Linked DNA regions of Homo sapiens: region 1 is linked to region 2. Evidence: chromatin loops called from intact Hi-C (ENCODE). Cell type or tissue: endothelial cell of umbilical vein. All regions are shown on one strand. Links, peaks and the distances in the headings refer to the core of each region. The heading gives the core; the rest is flanking DNA.

The links. Hi-C counts contacts between places; a loop is a spot of excess contacts. Peaks named below come from ENCODE experiments on the same cell type or tissue, not always from the same donor. Only the 100,000 strongest peaks of a DNase experiment are listed, where the experiment ranks them.
Region 1: a loop joins it to region 2, with 16 times the contacts of the local background. A loop is called at or near these places in 101 of 110 quality-filtered maps.

Annotation. Positions count from the first base shown.
Region 1 is chrX:100,684,094-100,688,079 of GRCh38, reverse strand. SYTL4 (synaptotagmin like 4) reads left to right here. Exons shown (of 20, transcript NM_001370165.1): 14 at 835-1,013; 15 at 1,299-1,401; 16 at 1,929-2,090. Among named protein-coding and RNA genes, the nearest start is that of SRPX2, 42 kb to the right of the region's middle. RefSeq lists silencers at 2,156-2,205, 2,266-2,315. In endothelial cell of umbilical vein, for the core only: a CTCF peak has its summit at 2,195 (motif pointing left); DNase peaks (open chromatin) are centred at 2,199 and 2,569; H3K27ac peaks cover 769 bases.
Region 2 is chrX:100,766,469-100,770,743 of GRCh38, reverse strand. No RefSeq gene overlaps it. Among named protein-coding and RNA genes, the nearest start is that of SYTL4, 36 kb to the right of the region's middle. RefSeq lists an enhancer at 1,710-2,004. In endothelial cell of umbilical vein, for the core only: a CTCF peak has its summit at 1,813 (motif pointing right); a DNase peak (open chromatin) is centred at 1,853.

The DNA.
Region 1 (3,986 bases), core at 761-3,260, 83 kb after region 2:
TAAAGGGGTACCCAGGCTATGAAGTGAGCAAGATCAGATTTCTTCATCATAGCCCATTCCAAATTCTCAACATTAAAAGAAAGTGAGTGTCATGAGAGGGGCTCTGGCAGGGTTGATCGACATCAGGGTATGGTTAACAAGCAATAATACCAGTCAGGATAATGAATTTAAAGGGAACATTTAAGAATCAGGGCCTGGTTCTGTCATAAGCATGAAGATTGATATTTAGGGAAACAGGAACAAGGGTGAACAGAATTTGTTCACACTCACACACAGGAAGAGAATGTCAGCTCGCATGACCGATTACTACCAGAAAGGAAGGTGCCTTTTCACTTCTGGTGGGGTTTCCTCCCTCCCACTCACTCCCAGTTCTGGCCAAATCTCTTTTCTCTGTAGGCCCTGATAAGACATAAGGTGGATAAGAGAAACCCACAGATAATTAAGGCACCTTGTTTTAGTTAGTAACTAACCCCCTTCTAGCTGGTGTTTTAGTGTATATAACACATTCCCCAGATGGACTTAACTGCACCTTGCCTCTGCTCCCTGCCCACCTCCTGGGGCAGGTGAAAATGAACACTAAAATTTGTAAAAAGAGTTGAGGAAGAGAAGCTAAGAGGCTAGGTGAGCCATGAGCTGATTCATTCACCTGAACAATTTTGAGTGCTGGTAGTTCTCTCTTACCCTCTGGGTCAAGGAATGTCAGCAGCACTGGCTTATTGCAGGGGCTTCTGAAACTTCTGTTCAGTGACTGTGGTTTTATCATGAGGGAAGATGTGAGCAATGCGGGCGGGGGAGTGTGCCTTCCCCAGATGTTCGTGGGTGCTTTATCTTCAGAGTACGATCGGCAGCATGATGAGCATCTACAGTGAAGCTGGTGATTTCGGGAACATCTTTGTGACTGGCAGGATTGCCTTTTCCCTGAAGTATGAGCAGCAAACCCAGAGTCTGGTTGTCCATGTGAAGGAGTGCCATCAGCTGGCCTATGCTGATGAAGCCAAGAAGCGCTCTAACCCGTGAGTGCTTCTGGAACCTGACTGATGCTCTGAGACCAGAGACCAGACCCCGGCATCTGTCCGGGCACTCTTGAACAGAGCTTATCTGTTTCTGGGGGAGCAGGGAGGTGTAATGTAGGAAAAGAACCAGGATTGGGAAAAAGCAAGAATGGCATGTCTAAGAGGGCTTGAGGTGACATTTTTGACATCACATGTCACCATGGCATATCTATATGGAGAGGAGGAAAGTGAAAAGCAGGCTTGAGAAAGGCCAGCAAATTACTCAGTGCTGTCTTTGGTTTCTAGATATGTGAAGACTTACCTTCTGCCTGACAAGTCCCGCCAAGGAAAAAGAAAAACCAGCATCAAGCGGGACACTATTAATCCACTATATGATGAGACGCTGAGGGTAAGTATCTAGACCTCAAGGGTAGGAGAACTTGTTCTGTCTTGTGCCCTAAGCTGTAGCTATTCCTCTGCAACATGACCAGGTGACACGGGCTTCAGTGGGCCATGTCTGTGTCTGAGGATACATTGGGTATCTGTTCACATCCTGATCTCCCAGTGAAGAGAACAAAGGTGATCTGCCTTTCCTGGATTGATGTGAAGTTTGAGATTCACATGGCCACAAATCTCATGTAAAAAAGACATTTGAGATAAGGAGTCTCCTTGGCAGTTCTTTTTGGACAATCCAGTGTTATCTCATCCACTTAAGAAAAAATGAATTTTCCAGGTCCTCCTATGGAATATGGTAGGTTTTTATAAAATGAGTTAAGTTGAGGCTTTGAGTGAGGAAACTCAAAGTGCTCAGGGAACATAAAGTAATTTGGTATTCAGGACTAGTGACTTCAGGAATGGTTGCTCAGGTTTTGGAATAATCTTGTCTGAAGAATTACCCTTAACTAATCATCTTGGGCTTTTACTTTCCCTTCACAGTATGAGATCCCAGAATCTCTCCTGGCCCAGAGGACCCTGCAGTTCTCAGTTTGGCATCATGGTCGTTTTGGCAGAAACACTTTCCTTGGAGAGGCAGAGATCCAGATGGATTCCTGGAAGCTTGATAAGAAACTGGATCATTGCCTCCCTTTACATGGAAAGGTAGTCTGCTTTAACAACTCCTGCAGTTTGGATCTGAGGTAGAATTGTCTGCAGTAGCCTCTGCTGGTCTATGTTGGTAGCGTCTTTGAATGTAGTCTTCTCTGGAGTTCTAGTGCCCCCTGCTGGTGTTTCTGAGTTTGACAGCAATTTCAGAGGCATTTGTCTATCAAGTGTGAGTTCTGTGTAAACCAGGCAAAGTGTGAAGCCATGGTTTTGCTTTGAAAAAATTTTCATATGTGTACCAAACTTTGTCTCCTAACCTTCCAGAATCTGGGTGTATCCTAACATCCTAACTCGCACCTCTTCTCCGAGCTAACCTTCTGTGTATATCCTAATCTGTACCCTTTTGCCAAGCCACTGCTTTACTTCCAAGTGGGAAGTAAAGCAATTCATGGAGCTCCAATTGCTATGCTCTTGGTTACAGAGGCCAGGGAAATATTACTTTGGAGATGGCACCTCGGGCCACAGTGTAGCAGTATGGCATAATCATGCCTGGGATCTGAGTGCAGACCTGTGTTGGAATCCTGGTTCTGTCACTTGCCAACTAGATGAGTCACTTAACTACAAAATAATGTAGGGAAATCATCTGGCTAAGAAGAAATAGCTAAAACAGAGGACTTATTCAGCAACTTCTTGATTATCAGAACTACACAATGACATGACAAAGTTCATCTTATTTTTTTTTACACTAGCGTTTTAAATGTGGGATGGTTTTACATGGTCCATAGACTTTGGGAAGTTAGATGAGAAACTAGTCATGGTGGCTGCCTCTAGGAATGGAGACTGAGGTAGAAGGAATATTTAGTTTTCTCTATATCCCCTTTTTAAGCATTTGAACTTTTTACCATATTAAGAAAATTAAGCAAAAATGGACTTATGTACACATGATTCAAAATTAAAACAACATAAAGTATATTAAAAGGAAAGTAGGTTCCATTCCTTAGAAATAACCAGTGTTAACACTACTTGTGTATCCTTCTAGAAATTTTTTATGGCTAGGTATGGTGGCTCACGCCTGTAATCCCAGCACATTGGGAGGCGGAGGCAGGCAGATCACCTGAGGTCAGGAGTTCGAGACCACCCTGACCAACATGGTGAAACCCCGTCTCTACTAAATACAAAAAAATTAGCTGGGCATGGTGGCGCAAGCCTGTAATCCCAGCTACTTGGGAGGCTGAGGCAGGAGAATCGCTTGAACCCATGAGGCGGAGGTTGCAGTGAGCCGAGATTGCGCCTTTGCACTCCAGCCTGGGCAAAAGAGTGAAACTCTGTCTCAAAAAAAAAAAAAAAAAAAAGAAAGAAAGAAATTTTGTATTAAGCAGCACAGATATGCATCCATGTATTTATATGTATTTTTTTCTTTTTTTACACAAATGGGTTCACATGGACCTCATTGTACACATTTTTTTTTTTCATTTATCATGGGCATCCTTTTGTGCCATCACTTACAGATCTATCTCATTTTAATTGCTGCTGCATAGTATTTTTTCATGTGCCTGTATTATAATTTATTTACCATTCCCCCACTAATAGGCCTTTAAGTTGTTTGAATTCTTTTTTGCTCTTAAAACTATGCTGTAATATATCTTGGTCTTCTTTTGTGAATGTAACTGTCAGAGAAGTTCCTGTTGGTGGAATTGCTGAGTGAAAGGAAATATAAATCCAATATTTTGATAGCTGTTGCCCTTGCAAAAAAAAATAGTGACAACATTAAATTTGTCCCTTTAAATACTAATAAAAACAGGAATTTGTTCAACAGCACAGTAGGATGACTATAGTCAACAAAAATATTTGTATTTCAAAATAGCTAGAAGATTTGAAATGTTTCCAGTGCAAAAAAATGATAAATGTTCAAAATGATGGATGTAACAAAATATCACATGTACCCCATAAATA
Region 2 (4,275 bases), core at 738-3,237:
AAGCTGGAGGCATCACACTGCCTGACTTCAAACTATAATACAAGGGTACAGTAACCAAAACAGCATGGTAGTGGTACCAAAATAGATATATAGACCAATGGAACAGAACAGAGGCCCCAGAAGTAACACCACACATCTACAACCATCTGATTTTGACAAACCTGACAAAAACAAGCAATGGGGAAATGATTCCCTATTTAATAAATGGTGCTGGGAAAACTGGCTAGCCATATGCTGAAAACAAACTGGACCCCTTCCTTACACCTTATACAAAAATTAACTCAAGGTGGATGAAAGACTTAAATTTAAAACCCAAAACCATAAAAACCCTAGAAGAAAACCTAGGCAATACCATTCAGGACATAGGCATGGGCAAAAACTTCATGACTAAAACACCAAAAGCAATGGCAACAAAAGCCAAAATTGACAAATGGAATCTAACTAAAGAGCTTCTGCACAGAAAAGAAACTATCATCAGAGTGAACAGGCAGCCTACAGAATGGGAGAAAATGTTTGCAATCTTTCTATCTGACAAAGGTCTAATATCCAGAATCTACAAGGAACTTAAACAAATTTACAAGAAAAAAACAACCCCATCAAAAAGTGGGCAAAGGATATGAACAGACACTTCTCAAAAGAAGACATTTATGTGACCAACAAACATATAAAAAATGCTCATCATCAGTGGCTATTAGAGAGATGCAAATGAAAACCACAATGAGATACCATCTCATGCCAGTTAGAAAGGCGATTATTAAAAAGTCAGGAAACAACAGATGCTAGAGAGGATGTGGAGAAATAAGAACGCTTTTACACTGTTGGCAGGAGTGTAAATTAGTTCAACAATTGTGGAAGACTGTGTGGTGATTCCTCAAGGATCTAGAACCAGAAATACCATTTGACCCAGCAATCCCATTACTGGGTATATACCCAAAGGATTAGAAATCATCCTACTATAAAGACACATGCACACGTATGTTTATTGCAGCACTATTTACAATAGCAAAGACTTGGAACCAACCCAAATGCCCATCAATGATAGACTGGATAAAGAAAATGTGGCACATATACACCATAGAATACTATGCAGCCATGAAAAAGAATGAGTTCATGTCCTTTGCAGGGACATGGATGAAGCTGGAAACCATCACTGTCAGCAAACTAACGCAGGAACAGAAAACCAAACACCGCACGCTCTCACTCATAAGTGGGAGTTGAACAACGAGAACACATGGACACAGGGAGGGGAACATCACACACTGGGGCCTGTCGGGGGATGGGGGTCAAGGGGAGGGAGAGCATTAGGACAAATACTTAATGCATGCCGGACTTAAAACCTAGATGACCGTTGATGGGTGCAGCAAGCCACTATGGCACATGTATGCCTATGTAACCTGCACGTTCTGCACATGTATCCCAGATCTTAAAATAATAAATAAATAAATAAATAAGTTTCTGCATCACAGGCTAGTGTGAAGCCAACCAAATTGAAGTGTGGTAACAAAGAAAACACGACATTCATTTGCCAGAGCCCTTTCTTCCAAAATAGCGGGCATGATTGGGAAAGAACTCCCAACTCCCTGAGTTGGGAAAGTCTCCCTGAGTAGGGAAAGAAGAATGGAAAATATATCCAACATTCTAACTTTTCTGGAGTGGGGGCGGTGGCTTCCCATGGGACTAGTGTCTGTCTTGCTAAAGCTAAGTACTGATAAGAATGGGGTGCCAGGTTGGGGGCTGCTGAGAAAAAGAGAGTTAAATGTGCACCAGAGTGCATTATCACAGATAGACACTAGGCGGCGCTCCAGTGCTATGTCTTATTAAACCACCAGCGAGGCTGCAGTACTACAGATAGACACCAGGTGGGGCTCCTGAGTAGAAGCCAGTAAAGTTCAACTGGGAGCTTAACATACAAAAGCCCAGACAGGAAGGATCCTTAGAAAGCTTTATATGTCTCCAGAACTCTAGTTGATCTAATTGGAGAAAGTCCTCCCTGTATGAAACCAGACTCCAAAGACTGCAATAGGTGGCTGTTTCGTGAATGAAGTCCCAACAGATGATAACAAGGCATACAAAGAAACAAGGAAACATGACCCAACAAAAGAACGTTAATATTCAGAAACTGTCCCTAAAGAAGTAAGATAAGTGAATTACCAGAGGAAGAATTTAAAAATAACCACCATAAGGATGCTCAATGTGAATTAAAAGAGAGTACAGACAGACAACTAAATAAAATCAGGAAAATGAACAAAATGAGAATATCAACAGATATAAAAACCATGAAGAAGAGCCAAACAGAAATTCTGAAACTGAAGAATACAATAACTGAATTGAAAACCTCACTATAGAAGTCCAACAGCAGATTTGACCAGATAGAACAAATCAGTGAACTTGAAGACAGGAAATTGAAATTATCTAGACAGAGGAGCCAAAAGAACAAAAGAATGAATAAAACTGAACAGAGCCTAAAGGACTTATGGGACACTCTCAAATGTAACAATATATGCATTATGGGAGTCCTTGAGGGGGAAAAAAAAGAGGAAGGAGCAGAGAATTTGAAGAACTGTTTGAAGAACTAATGGCTGAAAACTTCCCATATCAGAGGAGAGAAAGACATACATATTCAAGAAGCTCAAAGAAATTCAACTAGGATAAATATAGAGAGACCTATACTGAGGCACATTATAATCAAACTATAAAAAGTCACAGGCAAAGAGAGAATCTTGTAAGCAGCAAAAGAAAAACAACTTGTCATTTAAAAGTGCGCTTCTAATAGATCGTCAACAGATTTTTCAGCAGAAACCTTGCAGGATAGAACTGATGTATTCAAAATTCTGAAATAAAAAACTGCTACTCAATAATATTATATCTGGCAAAACTGTCCTTCAAAAATGGAGGCAAAATGAAGAGTTTCTGAGATAAACAAAAGCTGAGGGAGTTAATCACACTAGACCTGTCCTATAAGAAATGCTGAAGAAAGTCTGTCAAGTTGAAGAAAAAAGACAATAAACAGCAATGTGAAACCATACAAAAATATAAAATTCCTTGGTAAAGGTTAATATGTAGATAAATGTAGAATCCTGTAGGTAGTATTTTAATGTAGATACATAAATCACTTTAAAAATCTTATCTAGCATTTAAAAACAAGAGCAGAAAAGGTAATTTTAAATCTATGTTAATGGTATGCAATATTAAAGAGATATTTTGTGTCATGAAATTAAGTTGTTATAAGTTCAAAATAGATTGTTATAACTTTAAGCTGTTTTATGTAATTACAATGGCAACCACAAAGAAAATACCTATAGAGATCAGAGGAGGGAGGTGGAGCAAAATGGAAGAATAGAAGACTCCACCAATCATCCCCCCTGCAAGTACACCAGTTCAACAACTATCTACACAGAAAAAGCACCTTCATAAGAACCAAGTATCAGATGTGCACTCACAGCACCTGGTTTTAACTTCCTTTGCTGAAAGAGGCACTGAAGAGATAGGAGAAACAGTCTTGAATTGCCAATGCCACTCCTCCCCCAACCCCTGGCAGCAGCTGTGTGGTGCAGAGAGCATCTCTGGGTGCTGGGGGAGGAAGAACACAGCAATTGTGAGGTTTTGAACTCAGTGCTGTCCTTTTAGAGCAGAAAGGAAAACCAGACCAAACTCAGCTTGATGTGTGCCCACAGAGGGAGCATTTAAACCAGCCCTAGCCAGAGGGTAATTTCTGATCCCAGCAGTTGGAACTTTAGTCTCCACAAGCCTCACCACTGTGGGCTAAAGTGCTCTGGGTCTCTAAATAATCTTGAAAGGCAGTCTAGGCCTCAAGGACTATAACTCCTAGGAAAGCCCTAGTGCTTAACTGGGGCCACAGACAGTGGACTGCAGGGGAGCATGCAACCTGCTGAGACACCAGTCAGGGTGGCTGAAGGAGTACTGGTATCACTCCTCTCCTAACCTGAGGCTGCTCAGCTTGTGGCTCCAAAAGAGACCCCTTCCTTCCACTTGAGGAGAGGAAAGGGAAGAGTAGGGAAGACTTTGTCTTGCATCTTGGGTACCAGCTCAGCCACAGCAGGACAGGGCATGAGTCAGAGCCATGAGGCCCTCTTTTCAGATTCTAGTTCCTGGATAACATTTCTAGACATATGCTGGGCCAGAAGGGAACTCACTGCCTTAAAGGGAAGGACCCACTCCTGGCAGGCTTCATCACCTGCTAACTGAAGAGCTCTTGGGCCCTGAATGACCAGCAACAATACCCAGGTACTACATTGAGGGCCTTTGGTGAGACTC